Linked DNA regions of Homo sapiens: region 2 is linked to region 1. A link is a loop called in an ENCODE intact Hi-C map of the cell type or tissue named here. Cell type or tissue: right lobe of liver. All regions are shown on one strand.

Region 1 (8,000 bases):
AGCTGGGCCCTGTTAACCCTACAGTGAGTTAACCCTACAGTGAGTCCTGAGGGCTTGGAGGGAGCTTTCCCTCAAATCTCGGCATCCAGACTGCTTCTGCTCTGCCCACCAGCCCCGCTAATCCTGGCGGCCACTCATTCATTCACTGGTTTGTTGAATTAATAGTGAGGGAGCACCTTCTCCTAGATCCTAAAGATACAGCCATGCACAAAACAAAGACCCCACAGGTCTTTATTCTAGTGGGGGAAGCAGACAGAGAATGATCAAACGAGGAAGGGAGGAAGACAAACAAGAAAGGGAAAGGGCGAAGAGGTGGACCCGTTCATATGGGAGGGAGAGGCTCAGTAATAGCGGGCATGGGGCAGAAGTCTGAAGGAAGGGCAGGGGGCGGGAGGGAGGGGAGAGGAATCCCAGAGGGAGAAAGCAGCACCTGCAAAGGTCCTGAGGCAGGCCTGTCCGCAGAGCCCTGAGGGTGGGCCGAGCAGGAACTCACTGTGCATGGAGACACGCAGAAGGGTTTAAGAGTGCCAGCTCTGAGCTCATGCATGCCTAGCGGCCTGCATTTAGGCAGAATTGCTTCATCTCCCTAAGGCTCAGTGTCCCTGTCTGTAAAATGGGAAGAATGGTGTTACTGCACCATGGCTTTCTATATACTTTTTCTAAATAAATGGCAGTTATTATCAGGATAATTATAAATGCAATGGATACATGTTCAATAGTTAGTATTAGCACTTTCCCAAAGGGGATTTCCAACAAGGTAAGACACTAGATTTTTTTTTTTGGTTTTATAAAAATATCTTAAATTACACTGATAGTAACACATGTTGAGAGTGAGGTATGTGGGCATCAAGTATCAGCAATCACAAATCACACTCACGCCTTCCCCCACTCCTCACAGGTGGGGCTTGCCCCCATTACTCCAGAGCTGCCTTACAGGCACCAAAAGCAAGGCCTGGAGGAGCCAGGAGCTTGGCTGGATCTGAGCAAGACAGTGTCAGAGCCAGAATTAGGCTGCAGTCATCTTTAGAAGGAAGCAGAAAGTTTCTCTTTGAATTGACACTTCCTCCCATTTTCTTTCCATTTGAGTAAGCACAAACCTTAAGAGTTTAAGCCTTTTTCAGAAAGTTTGGAGCTATGGTCGGTGTAAGGAGACAGCCATCTCCCTTTTAATCTTTGGTTTTGAACGTGAGTGATTGGGAGGTCCCTCGACGACTGGCCTGGGTCTTCAGAAAGGTCTCAAGGATGTGAGCAGGCTGTAGCAATCCTGCTCTGGCCCCCACCCTGCTGGACAGCCCATGGTGGGTGATGGGTGCCACAGCTGATCTGGAATGTTCTGTTCATTTGCCCCCCTGCCAACCCTTCTCCAACCTTCGAGGGAGCCATCCCACCTGGCCCATGCCTCCTGCCACCCAGCTCACACCCCTCATCATCAGAGCGCAGCACGACCCAGCTCTCTCTCCTGCAGGAAGCACATAGCCCTCCCTGCCCTGCTTGGCCCACTGTTCCCAGCTTTCTCAGAGCCCAGTCCATCCTACCGTGGGTTAGCGATGGTGGGAGAGATCAGTGCAGACCTGTCCTAGAGGCGCCTGCCAGAGCAGGGGAAGAAGTAATGACAATGAGTAAACCACGTGCTAATTTTCTTTTTTTCTTTTCTTTTCTTTCTTTCTTTCTTTCTTTCTTTCTTTCTTTCTTTCTTTCTTTCTTTTTTAAGGCAGTTTCACTCTATTGCTCAGGCTGGAGTGCAGTGGTGCGATCTCAGCTCACTGCAACCTCGACCTCCCTGGGCTCCCAAAATCCTCCCATCTCAGCCTCCCAAGTAGCTGGGACTACAGGTGTGTGCCACCACACTGAGCTAATTTTTTTATTGTTTGTAGAGACGGGGTTTTGCCATGTTTCCCAGGCTGGTCTTGAACTCCTGGGCTCAAGTGATCCACCAGCCTCAGCCTCCCAAAGTGCTGAAATTACAGGCATGAGCCACCCTCACCTGGCCTGAGTGCTGAAAAACAGAAAAGCCTCAGAGGCCAAAGATGAAGCACTGGATGGAAGTTGACCTCCAAGCAGGGAGCAGGCAACTCAGCACCAGCCTAGGCTCCACGTGGGGCTGAGAGAGGGGGAAGGCCACCGACAGTCCCTGCTCCATGGGGAAGGCAGCCTCTGACTCTGGCTGACGGGCCGGCAGTCGGATAAGGATTGGCTGGCAGGAATGGGCATCCAGCTGCCTCTGCTGCTGCTGTGAGCTGGGAATGATGGTGCCAGTCAAGTCTGCATGGCCAGGTGGCCGGGCCGGGGTCTCTCAGCTCCAGTGGCTGAAACACACTACAGAATCATCAAACCTAGTCTGAGATAGTCATGAAAGAGATTTAGAAAAAGACATAGTGATTTTGTTCCCCATTTGCTTTTTCTAAAAACACTCCTCTCTAATAAAATGTATGACAGCAATAGCTCTCACTTATTGCTCATTTAATGTGTGGCGAGTGTTTTCCTAAACTCTTTATATATGTGTATTAGCTCATTTAATCCCCACACAAATCTTATGAGGTTTTACCACTGTCTTCACTATATAGATAAGGAAATGGGGGAGTTTATCTCCAGGAAAGTTAAGAAACTTTACCAAATAACTTGACCAAGGTTTAAATGGGGGTCTTACCCAGAGTCAACTTTAACTTCCAGACTGTCTCTACTACATTTTCTTTAAACAGCTCTTTGTGACGGGCTTGACCTTGCTGCAGGGTCTTCCTGTGATTCCCAATTCTTTGGATTCAACCCACATTTAAATCAGTCCTCCTGTTTCTGCCTAAATAAACCAATGCTTATAATATTTAAATATTTATTAAGAGTCTCTATCTCTGCAATGGTATATTTCCAAGATAATTTTTCTGATGAAACCCAGAAGAGAGAGAAAAAGAGAAATATTGATTGAAACCCATATTATGACGATAATTTTGCTGGATAAATATGTTTCTTTTCTTTTTTTTGAGACAGAGTCTCACTCTGTCACGCAGGCTGGTGCAGTGGTGTGATCATGAATTTTTTCAAAATATTAGATCACTAGCTAGAGCTTAGAAATCCTTTGTCATAAAGAGAAAGTTTTGACGAAATGGAATTTGCCATAGCATCCATACTTGCTTACATTTACCAAAGGTTAAACTGTTCCCACGTATCACCTTCTGTTGGGCAATTTACCTTTGCTCACTAGGCATTGGCCAGGGGAGAAATGGTTTACATTTGAGAAAGAGGCCTAAAGCACACAATGCATCCCTACTTTAATTTTTCAAGAAAAATGCCTGCCCAACCTTAAAAAAATCAGGTAAGTAACACAGAGAGTAGGGACTATCATAAAACTATTTACAAAGCTAACTGGGATTAAAGTAGCCCTCAGAGCTTTTAGTGACATCTCCTGACCTCTGCTGGACACATTTGGGATTGCATAGCTCCCAGGTCCTTGAAAGTAACCAGCAAAATAAGAATCTTAAAGTTTACAGAATGCCTCATCTAAATCTCTCATTTCAGAGATGAAGAAAATAAGATTCAATGGGCTTATGTGACCTACCCAAGAGTACACAGTTACTTATGAAGTGGCATATTCAGGACCAGTACCTAGAAATGATTTATTGCCCAGTAAACCACATATGCAAATGTTGATTAACTTCATTGGAATGAATAAATACTCTTTGGATTATCTTTAGAGTACCATCATTTTTAGAAATAAGAACAGCTGACAAGGACAAAGTGGTAACCAAGAGTCAAAATTAGAATTATTTGAGCAAGGTCATAGTTACCTTTATATCCCGTATCCCATATCCCCTAATCCCATAACTCCGTCATTATCTTCAGTGACTGATGATGTCTGTAGAGTAACAAAGAAGAGAGTCGGAGAATTCATTTTCACAAAACCCTTTTTTTTAGTTGTAAATATTTATTCCTGATTGTAGTTTGTTAAAATGAGCTTGCCTTCCTAGAGGAAACTTCAACTGGCCATAGGAAATAAGACTCCCCAGGGTTAAGAGGACTGTTCCTTTCAAGAACTAACTCTACCAGTGTTCCTGCAGAGACACATGGAACCCAAGGGAGGCACCCAGAGGTCTCTGATGCTTCTTCAGCTGGGAGTTTTGGGTCTCCCTATTGAGGCTGTATCTAGAAGAGAAAGCTGAAAGACCACTGAACTATGTAGTCAAATTATTCTACACTTTAATATCTCCAAATGCATAGTGTTAACGAAAGGAGTAGAGTATTATATTTGAAAGAACATAAGCTTTGCAGCCATGCAGTTAGTGGCTGCTTACTATCTATGTGAGCTTAGGTAAATGACTTAATCTCTCTGAGCTTCAGTGTCCTCACCAATAAAACAGGAATCATAAATGATACTTTTCCAGAAAGTTGTTTGAGAATACATGAGATTGTGTGTGTGAAAATCCTAAGCAAAGTACCTGGTGCTACAGGCCAAAGGGAGGGATAATGTTTGATTTCTTCATGGAATTAAATATACACCAGATTTTTTTTCTTTTTTTGGATACTGGGTCTCATTCTATTGCCCAAGCTGGAGTGCAGTGGTGCAATAACAGCTTACTCCAGCCTCGAAGTGATCCTCCCACCTCAGCCTCCTGGGTAGCTGGAACTATATATAGGCACATGCCACCATGTCTAGCTAATTTTTTTCTTTTAATTTCTTGTAGAGACAGAATATTGCTATGTTGCTCAAGCTGATCTTGAACTCCTGATCTCAAGTGATCCTCCTGCTGCCTCCTGCCTCAGCCTCCCAAAGCACTGGGATTATAAGTGTGTGAGCCACCGCACCAGGCCTATGGCAGATTTTTTTTTTTTTAATTTCAGACAGGGTTTTACTCTGTTGCCCAGGCTGGAGTGCAGTGGAGTGATCTTGGCTCACTGTGGCCTCAACCTCCCAGACTCAAGCAGTCCTCCCACCTCAGCCTCCCAAGTAGCTGGGACCACAGGCACCGCCACACCTGGCTATTTTTTTGTATTTTTTGTAGAGATGGGTTTCACCATGTTGCCCAGGTTGGTCTCAAACTCCTGGGCTCAAGCGATCCACCCACCTCAGCTTTCCAAAGTGCTGGGATTACAGATGTGAGCCATTGTGCCTAGTCTAAAGTGTCTCTTTAAGGCACTTGTGAATAGAGTCTTGTCCATTTTAGATTATTTTATTGGGTCTTTGAGATATAGAATTGAGTATTTCTCCATGATAAATGCATAAGTCAGCACTTTTTTTGTGAGAAAAAGTGTGTCTGGGCCAGGCACAGTGGCTCATGCCTGTAATCCCAGCACTTTGGGAGGCTGAGGCGGGTGGATCCCTTGAGCCCAGGAGTTTGAGACCAGCCTGGGCAACATGGCAAAACCCCACCTCTACTAAAAATACAAAAATTAGCCAGTCTCATACACAGCCTCAAAATTAATTAATTAATTAAAAAATAAAAAATTTTAAAAAGAGACACTTTAAATGGTTTAAAACATCCCCACTCAAGATTTTGTTGTTGTTGTTTGCTTTTTGTAGTTTTGCTGTGCCTTCCCCATGATAAAAAGTGCTCTTAAAACTTGGCAGCTGTCTGGGTGCAGTGGCTCATGCCTGTAATCCCAGCATTTTGGTAAGCTGGGGTGGGCAGATCACCTGAGGTCAGGACTTTGAGACCAGCCTGGCCAACATGGTGAAACTCTGTCTCTACTAAAAATACAAAAATTAGCCGGGCGTGGTGGTGAGTGCCTGTAATCCCAGCTACTCGGGAGGCTGAGGCAGAAGAGTCACTTGAACCTCGGAGGTGGAGATTGCAGTGAGCCGAGATCGCACCACTGCACTCCAGCCTAGGCAACAGAGCGAGACTCTGTCTCAAAGAAAAGAAAAGAAAAGAAAAAAAAACTTGGCAGCTAAATTGGTTGTGTGTGTGTGTGTGTTTAAACATATCACAGACATTTGCTAAGCACATTTCCTTCAAGAAGAGAAGAAACAAGTTTTTGTCAATAAGAAACTGTGGATATGACGCCTCCCTGAGTTAATTAAATCAACCCAGACTATTTTTCATTGCCATGAGGGAGAGAGAGTACACCCCTGTCCCTTTATGGTATTAGAGATTGTCTAGTCCAGCGTGCTCTATGGAACCCTGCAGGAGTCACAGCAGGGCACTACTGAGAAAGTGCCAAGAGGACAGGACTCTCTTTAACCAGAGCAGCACTGCGTCGACCAGTTTTATGATTTATCTGCTCCTATAAGGAAAATTTGTTTGCATGAAATTTCCTGTGGCTGAAACATATTTGCAGAACACAGATCTAGGCTCATTCCCTAATTTTACATATGAGGAAGCTGAGGCTTGGGGAAGTGAAATGACATCACTAAGTTAAAGCAGAGCTGGAGACAGTACTCAACGGTCTGTATCAGTCGGGGGACTTGGTTGCTGGTTAGATGCCAATTCTGGATAATCAAAGCAAAGACTCACAGGGGCTTGCAAAATTGACAGGAGCCTGATAGGCTTGGAAATGGCCAGAACCACGAGCACACTGGAAGGCCAAGAAGCTGGACAGAGTTCACAGAAAGTCCATAAATAGTCTCATAACCAGAGGAGCCTGTAGAAATGTTGATGCCTCTCCTGCCTCTTCTGCAATGCATGGCACCAACCTTCTCCTCTGATATGGTTCGACTGTGTCCCCACCCAAATTTCATCTAGAATCTCCACAGGGACCCCGTGGGAGGTACTTGAATCATGGGGGTGGTTACCTCCATGTTGTTCTTGTGATAGTGAGTGAGTTCTCACGGGATTTGATGGTTTTATAAGGGGCTTCCCCCGTCTTTGCTCTGAGCTTCTTGCTGCCGCCATGTGAAGAACGACATGTTTGCTTCCCCTTCTGCCATGATTGTAAATTTCCTGAGGCCCCCCAGCCCTGCAGAACTGAGTCAATTAAACCTGTTTCCCTTACAAATTGCTCAGTCTCAGGTATTTCCTCATAGCAGCATGAGAACGGAGTAATACACCCTCTTATTCTCATGTCACTTGATTTAAAGTCCCAGGAGAGAGTCCATGATTGGCTGGGTTGAAGTCACATGCTCACACTCGGGCTGGATGGGAGCCAGGAGAAACAGGTCTGGCCCCTTGAGCATCCCTAGTGGGAGCACTGCCCACAATTAGCCATCCACATTGGGGAAGGGTAATGCCCCAAAGGGAATTTTGGCTATTGAGAAGGGGAAATGGATGTGGGCAGCCCAAAGGGCAACTAAAGGGAGCCTGATGGCGCATAGCAGATCCCGATAACATGGACACTTTGTCTCAAGCAGAAAGAGCTACAGCAGGGAGAAAAGGATCTTTGCTGATGTTGAACATCAACAGGGTAAGCCTCTTTTCTTCAGTTACATTATTGCTACAGTTGTGAGAACCCTGGCATTAGTCTCTATACACTCCACCAGCTCATCACTAACTGAAAACTAGTTATTCAATAATCCTATACCCATTGCTGAGCAGCCACTCTTTTAGAATATTACTTTTTTAAACATAGGTGTAGGCCCAAAGTCAGGATAAATAATAGGTTGAGCCTTTAGGGATGTCAGAGTTCTCTGGAGAAACAGAACCAATGGGATGTATATGCACAGGGAGAGGGATTTACTTTTTAAAATTGGCTCATGCCATTGTGAAGGCTGGCAAAGTCCAAAATCTGCAGGGTCAGCAGGCAGGCTGGAGACCCACGGAAGAGGTGCAGCTGAGCCCAAAGGCAGTCCACTCACAGGATTCCCTCTTCTTCTGGGCAGGTAATCATTTTCCTATTAAGGCCTTCAACTGGTTGGTTGAGGCCCACCTACGTTGTGGAAGGTCATCTGCTTTACTCAAAGTCTATTGATTTAAATGCTAATCTCATCGAAAAAATACCTTCACAGAAACATCTAAAATAATGTTTGATCAAATATCTGGGTATCGTGGCCTAGCCAAATTAACACATAAAATTACCCATCACAGACGGGTCTCAGAAAAGGAACTGGGAAGGTTTGAATGACTTTACAGCCAACT
Region 2 (8,000 bases), 260 kb before region 1:
CTCATTTCTTTCAGTGCCTCATGCCGCCCTTTGCTTCTTCCTCAAAGCATTCCCACATGTTCGTTAAAGTTTCCCTAAGAGTCTCCATCAAAGCCAGTGAGTCTCCACCTGCCCACACAACCGCATCACCTGAGGCGCATTTTAAAAATTCCAATGCCCAGGCCCCACCCCAAGATTCCAGTGGGGCTTTGCTAGGGTGGGATCCAGGCCTCAATAGCTTTAACAGTCTCCAGGAAATTCTAATGGCAGCCAGGGCTGGGACTCACAACCTGGGCCACGATCTCAAACACTAGTGTTATCGGGATCACCCTGGGAGAAACAGCGCACAGAGGCCTAGCTGGGTGCAGCAGGGTGGGTCCTCCATCTTCTATAAGCTTCCCCAAGCAATGCTGACAATGACAAAAGTTTGAGAACCACTGGACTGTCCGGAAAGTGGGAGAATTTGAAAAGGAGATTTTCCCCATTGGGCTTTTTACTTGGAAACTCCTGAGCTGTTTCCCTGTGGTTGAAATTATCTAAATAGAATTGTCACATCAAGTTGTGTGTAAGTAGAGTTGGTTGGTCAAGAGCCTTTTTTTTTTTTTTTTTTTTGAGACTGAGTCTCACTCTATTGCCCAGGCTGGAGTGCAGTGGTGCAATCTCGGCTCACTGCACCCTCCGCCCCTCTGCCTCCCGAGTTCATGCCATTCTCCTGCCTCAGCCTCCCGAGTAGCTGGGACCACAGGCGCCCGCCACCACACTCGGCTAAATTTTGTATTTTCAGTAGAGACGGGGTTTCACCATGTTGGCCAGGCTGGTCTCGAACTCCTGACCTCAAGTGATCCATCTGCCTCAGCCTCCCAAAGTGCTGGAATTACAGGCATAAGCCACCGCTCCCAGCCTCAAGAGGCATTTTTAAGGGTAAAATATTACTGCTACTGAAGGAAAAAACAGTATGCACATGCACACACACTCCTCATTTTTGCAGCAAAACCTGTACAAACCTGCCTGCCCATCCCGGAAAGAAACTGCCACCGTGACGGTCTTGCTGTGCACGCACTGACTCTGCCAGACTTTCCAGTAAGATCTCTTTCTCAGTCACTCCTGGAGCTTCCTCACCAATACTGCTGGCCCTCCTTGCTGCACATGTGTTGCTGCAGCCAAACAGGGTTTCTCAAACATGGGCTGTTCATCAAGTCTGGCATATGCCACCAGTACTATTATTTAATATTTTCTCTTAAATCTACTCACTTTTTAAAAAAGAAACTATCTCATTGCCATAAAGGAGACACTAGTATCTGTGCCATACAGAAGATTTCCATAAAAACAAGCATAACTGAAACAAAACAACATTATTATATATTTGGGGCCCCACTGCCTGCAGAAGGCCGGGATCCTGCGGCCTGTTTCCTCCTGGTCCCACTCCTTGCTTTTTAGAAAGGGAGGTCACATTCAGACTTTCTCCTAGAGGCCATTCAAGGACTGAAAGGGGGCTGTAAGGAGACATCTTCTTCATTATGGGGTTTACAGTAATTAATGCAGCCACATCTGGGCACCATCCTTGTCCCAGGACATTTTCCAGAAAGGACTGCAGTACCGACAAGTGAAAGTCACTGGGACAGCTGGTCCCACGATAAGAGGATGAAGCCCACCCTGGCACTGGTTATTCAATCTTCCCCAGCTTCAGCCTCTGTTTCTCTGTATGGAGTTTAAGGTCCTTCACTCACCATCTGGAAGAATGAAATGGGTTACCGATAACATAAACCGCAAGCCCTTTTTGGGAACGTCTGCTGTCTCATATCGCAAAGAGGTGGAAATGAAAGAGCTGAAGACCAAATATCTGCTCATCTGCTGACTTTAATGAGCAGCTCCGCATTCTCCTGCCCAACAGGGAAGGAGGAAAAGCCCACTTACTGCTGCCCCTAGAAAACACCAGAGCAGGAAGGGTCGGATGCTTTCTGCTTACGCAAAAAGAAAGACAAATGTGAGCTTTTAAAACTGAGTGCAATTGATGAAAGCTGAACCTCAGAGTTCTAACCTGCTGGCCCACACTCTCATCTCAGAGGAGGACACGGCAGGGCTGTGGCTGCTAGCAAATTCACTAGCACACGGCCAGCCCCTCGGTATCCCTCCAAGACAGTTTCCATCTTCACTCGGCCTGAAAAGCTAACAGAAGTAAGAGGCCCTGCGTTTGGCAGGTGGCTGCAAATCCTGAGGGCCACTGCCACTGCCTGGCTTGAATGAAGGCTCAGGGCTTAATCATTAACCTGAGATCCCCCAGGATCCCCTTGCTGGTTACCATGGCACATGCAAATTTCCCACAGTCCCAACCCAATTCCTGCGTTCTCAGATTCTCGCTCTGGGGCACAGGAGGCCCAGCTAGGCAAGAAGACCACATGGGGGCCTCCCTTCTGTTGGAAGGGAGGGGAGAGGTGAGGAAAGAGGACCAGAAAATCTGGCTGAGACATATTTCAAATACTTAAAATCAGGCAGAATCAGCCAGCAAGGTGAACAAAATAGAGAAAGGGGGCGGCAAATTATCTAGGTTTTTCTATTCAACTCATGAGTTTCAGGGTTTCTAATTTTAGGGGAAATTGGAGTTTCTATGGCACTCTTATGCCTTCCTCCCTTGCCCCCATCTTATTAAGTGTAATTAGAGACAAACAAAAGCAGCATCATGGCTCTCTCCAGTCACATCTGGGTGGCTGGAGATGAGGCATCTCCCTTAGGCAAACACAAAAACGCCACCCGGGGCCTCACTCTCTTACTCAAAATAAGACTTGTTTCACACTGCAGTTATTAAAGAAGAAACAGGCCTATCCCAGGAACTTGGCCAAAAGAGATTCATAATGCTGGGCCTGACCACTGGCCCATGAGGTCCCAACAAGCCAGATCTTGCGGCGGCTCATGGAGTAGGGGGCAGAACTCAAAACGTTCCAGAAGCACTTACTATCTGCCTGCATAAAGACCCAACCCTAAAGGAGGCTTATGCGCAGTACCATCTCGTCTCTTCTTGGAAGGAAGCACTTTCCAAACTGTTCCCTCTGAGAGCCTAGGGGCAACACTCAAATTTTACCAATTATAATAAGCAAATATGATCCAACTTAAAAAAAATGATTCCAGGCTTTGAAAAGCATGTTTGCACCTGATCAATGACAGCTACAAGTAAACTGAACTGACTGTAGACCCGCCATCAACTCAGGTTCCACAGGGACTGCATGATCGATGAAGCAATGAATGCTCTGTGAGAGCTCGCCCTGTTATTCTGAAATCACAGTGATTAAAATACCCACTTGGCAGTCATGTGTTACCTGGTAGAGACAGCCTTACTGGACAACATTGCTCACAGATTTCAGAGCTGGAAGGGACACGAGAAATGATCTCCAAGCCTCCCTCCTGTCGCCCAACTCCACCTTTGGGGCAGATCAGGGGGCTATATCCCAAGGATACTAAGGGACTGGGCCTAAGTCATCATCGGGGCAGACATGTCCTCCAAGTCCTGGCCCAGGTTGTCCAATGCACCTCACCTCCTCTGTGTGAGGGGTCCCTTGGACTTTTCTTGAGTTAAATAAACACCCACAGTCACACTCACACACAGAGCCTTGTATAAAGACAAGCACACATATAAACTATGCTTTTCTGCCTCCCAAGATGTTGGACAAGGCCAGGAAAGTGCGAGATCAGTATTAGAGGGCTCAGGGGAGGAGGAGAGGAGCAGCCGCTGCATATACCCCCAGAACCCTGTACCACTGAGGCGTGCATTCTTTCAGAAGCCCACAAGCTCCTGTCCTGCTAAAATCAAGTCTGATTTCTCAAGCTTCCTTCCCTGCCCAATGGGTAAGGGCAGAAACCACCTCCTGTGCTGTGCAGAACTCACACCCACTCTGCACACCTGAAGCAGAGCCCTGCCCAGCCGCCCGGCTTACCAGCTGTGCCCACCTGGAACCCGCACTGCCCGGGAGCCCCTTCCCTCTGCCTCTCCAGTCACTGAATGGGAGCAGGATCACCTGGGGCACTTGCTTATGGGCTGAGCCCAGGGACACTGACAGGGCCGCCTCCCAGGCACAGGGAGCCACCCAGCAGGCCACACTGAGTCAGCGGCCAGGGTCCAAAATTTGCTTCCTGGAGAACTTGGAAGGGACACCGCCCAATGGCACTCTCAGAGAAGCTTTCATTCTCACGACGTCAATGCTGAGAGGACTGCCAGGCTGATTGGGAAACAGCTCCATCAAGATTTTTTGTCTAGTTGGTTTTTAAACTGCACAAATGCCAGAAATCTCCTTCCTGCTCTCTACTGCTTTTAAATGTAAATCGAAAGACCTGTTCGTACTTGTCCCCGGAATCCCTAATATCGGTCCCTCTATTAGTCTCTGGGGAAACATTAACTCTGTTGAAGTCGAGGCAGAGGGGGCTGACACCCTGGGTCCATTTAAGGCACTGACCAGGCACGTGACCCTGGGTAAATCTGCCCCTTTCACTGGCTCTTTAAATGCAGCGGAAAAATACATTCTAGTTAATCTCACTCAGAGGCAAGCTTCCCAGTTACTGCCACCTGCTGTTCCCTTCCTTCCTTCCCACAGGCCTGAATGCTCACCTGCTTGGACTGCAAGACAAAACTGCACTTTACACATCTCTAATCTGGGTGCTTGCCCGCCTCTCCAGGAATAATTCCAGATACTCCACATATAGAATTACGCAACCACACGGCATTTCTCCTGCAAATTTCAAGTCTTTAAGGGCCATAAAAAAAATCATCTCCACTTTTTGTTCCTGGAAGCTCTTTGTAATTTTTTTTTTTAACCTGCTGTCAGACAGCGGAGTGGGAGAAGGAGACTTCTTCTGAATTCACAGAGACTCCCCAAGCATTTCTGGGCCTCTGCTCCAAACCACTGTGGACATGAAAGGCGGACATTGATGACAGCTGCTACAAACCACCTCAGCGTCCCCAAGTTTCTCTCTGGCCAGAGAGAGGAAGAAGTGGTGGAAAGTCCAGCCAATCACACCACAAAATGGGAGCCTCAGGTGCCTCAAATTAAAGGGAGTAAATTCAACAGCTAAACCTCCAAGGCTGAGGCAGAGGTTGTTTTGCTTTTTAAATTTTTCCCAGCAGCAGGCAAAAATCTCCAGCTCTGCTACTGAATATAACCAGTGCAATTTCCAATGGTCTCACGACCCCATTATTTCCTTTTCAGTGCCCCTCCCTCTCCACCATACCCCATAATTACAGAGAGTTTAGGGCTGGGCTTTTTCATGATGCTGCTTCTTTACACTCACGACAACACAGAAGGAAAGGTTATTTAAATCTGAGTTGGAAGGGTAAAATCAGCATTGTTAAAAGGGCAGATTAAGAACACATTTCCCTGGGTTTTAGGTAATTCAAGGTCACTTGCAATAAGCAAGACAGAAATGGAATCATCAGGCACACATGGGCAGTGGGGTCTACCGAGCACCACGGGGCAGGGTCACACAGGCCATAAACATTATACGGAGCTGATCGTTAATGTCTCTGACTTAAAAAATCTGCCCTGTTAAAGAATTCAAGGGCATGATTTCCTGCCTGACCCCGGTGTTTCACAGCCTTTGCCTCAGAATTGGAGCCCTTCCTGGTCCTCCAAAGCCCTCTCTGTCCTGAAAAGCAAGCTTACATTAATAACTAAGACTGAGGACTCCAGCTTCAGCATTTACTAACTGGGTGACCTTGGGAACATCATTCAACTTCACAAAGCCTCACTTTCTTCATTTATATGTATAAAGTGTGGATAATAATAGTCCCTTATTGCTTCATAGGGTTTCACGAGGATTAAAGGAGACTGGGGTTATCATGTACCTCACATAGTAAATTGCTCCATAAATGATCATCATCAGCAGAATGATGAAGGAACACACACTGCTTTGGGAAAGGCTGGCAATCCCAGTGCCAATGCTTTCTATGAAGTGGCATCTATAAAGTAAGATCATTCCCATTTCCCTCCCCGCATGGAATATATTTCCAGCAAAGACAAAAAGTAAGGCTGGGAATGCCAAGTACTAAGTGTATAACACCATTTAATGAGCACCTACCATGTGCCAGGAATTCAACCATGTTTTCACAAATCCTCATTACCCTGCAAGACAAATCCTGTTAGCCCCATTTTGTACATGGGGAACTCGGGCTCAAAATAAGTCCCACCTCCTCCCTATTCCAAGCCAACATCTATGGGCAGACAAGAGACAAGTCAACATCCACAGGTCTGCTTGGTGGCCAGCATGAAGGGATGGATGCCTCGAATTCCGGGGCTTTATCTAACTCATGGCTGCCTCCCTGCAAACAGCAAGTAGGGGCATATTACTCACAGAACATTCTAGAGCTGTGGAAGTCCACAGGACTCACCTCTTTTGATCCCCTGAGTTGGGAATGTTAGAAACTCAGCCCAAGCAAGGGAAGGGAAGCAGCTTGTCCAAGGTCACATGGCAGCTCAGACACAGAGCTGACATTTGGGCTCAGGTCTATTGACTCTCGAGGAAGATCTTGCCTATGGATGCCTGATCATTCCTAGAAAGGAATTCACGGGCACAAGAAACGAGCAGGTGTAACTTTGAACAGACCCAGTTTCAGAGCTCTGCAAAGGTGAGTTGAGGAGACTCCTGCCTTCCTCCCTCCCAAGTCTGACGGGAAAGCAAGGTCAACATGTGCTGGGTGGGCTGCCTCCAGCTTTGCTCACCCCTGAACCACAGCCTCTAAATGAACAGTGTTTAAAATTACTTTCCTAGAGCCTTCATGAATTTCTATTTTGAAGCCACCCACTCGTATCTGCTACACACACTCTCCTCGTCTCCTCCCTCCTCCCACCTCCCAACGTGCAACTAATCTGCTTGTCAGTACCGTCTGTCTCCAGCAAAGGCGTCCCATCAGGTGACTGACCCCTGTAAGTAATTAAAGAATGATCCCACAGCCTTGGTGGAGGCCGACGGAGAGAAGGGTGACTGGTTAAATTAGACATGGGAGGGAGGCAGGCGCTGCTCACAGCCTACCAACTGCTCCCTTAACAGATGGTGAGCAGAGTATAGCAGGAGTGTAGCCCTGGAGCCAGCCTGTGAGGGCAAAAACAAGGCAGGAGCAAGGGGCCTCCCAGCAGACTAACTTCAGTCGGAGCCCCTGAGCTCTCCTGCTGCACACACTAAACAGCCGGCCACTTCCCCACACAGACCTGGGCGACCCTGGGCAAATCCACCGCCCCCTTGTGAGTCATTTTCTCACCTCTATGATGACCAGCATACTTTTATTTCCCTTCCTTTTTAATTTGAAAGAAAACACCAACTAGGAAATAAATTACACAAAGTACCACCCTTTGTGGACAGGGGAAAACTATAAAGTAAAAAACACCAGTTTCCCCTCTATCCCCCCAAGTAAGTACTATTAGGAGTTTGGTCTGTAGCCTTCCCAGCTGGTTCCTAAAGTAATGAGCATTAGAGTGTTTTGTGGCCAGGCACAGTGGCTCGTGCCTGTAATCCCAGCACTTTGGGAGGCCAAGACACAAGGATCACTTGAGGTCAGGAGTTCAAGACCAGCCTGGGCAAGAAAGCGAGACATTCCACCCCCGCCCCTACCCCACCCCCAACACACACACACACACACACACACACACACACACACACACACACACACCACTAACAAAAAATTAGCCAGGATTGGTGGCATGAGCCTATAGTCCCACCTACTCAGGAGACCAAGGCCAGAGGATCACTTGAGCCCAGGAGTTTGAGGCTACCGTGAGCTAGTATCATGCCACTATACTTGCTCCAGCCTGGGCGACAGAATGAGACTCCACCTCTAAAAAAATAAACATAAAAATTAGAGTGCTTTGTGTATCTGTGTGTATATGTGTGTATGTGTGTGTATAGATACACACACAGTTATAGATACATATACATATGGTTTTTTAAAAGAAGGATCATACTATATATATTGTTCTGCATCTTGAATATATCACGAAAATCTGTCCAAGACAGTCCATAGATCTACTTTGTCCCTTTTATGGTTA

What was found. A loop is a pair of places that touch in the nucleus more often than their neighbours do. Peaks named below come from ENCODE experiments on the same cell type or tissue, not always from the same donor. Only the 100,000 strongest peaks of a DNase experiment are listed, where the experiment ranks them.
Region 2: it touches region 1 in a loop (3-fold over the local background); 6 of 110 quality-filtered maps call a loop at or near these places.

Annotation. Positions count from the first base shown.
Region 1 is chr17:27,232,298-27,240,297 of GRCh38, reverse strand. LOC124903956 (a long non-coding RNA gene) reads left to right here. Exons shown (of 2, transcript XR_007065676.1): 2 at 1,875-2,439. Among named protein-coding and RNA genes, the nearest start is that of MIR4522, 58 kb to the left of the region's middle. RefSeq lists an enhancer at 1,428-1,527. In right lobe of liver, a CTCF peak has its summit at 3,418 (motif pointing left); a DNase peak (open chromatin) is centred at 3,407; H3K27ac peaks cover 1,207 bases.
Region 2 is chr17:27,490,929-27,498,928 of GRCh38, reverse strand. The region is part of intron 1 of KSR1 (kinase suppressor of ras 1); the gene reads right to left. Among named protein-coding and RNA genes, the nearest start is that of KSR1, 38 kb to the right of the region's middle. RefSeq lists enhancers at 2,116-2,165, 2,906-2,975. In right lobe of liver, a CTCF peak has its summit at 4,546 (motif pointing left); DNase peaks (open chromatin) are centred at 2,238, 4,088 and 4,478; H3K4me3 peaks cover 842 bases; H3K27ac peaks cover 3,772 bases.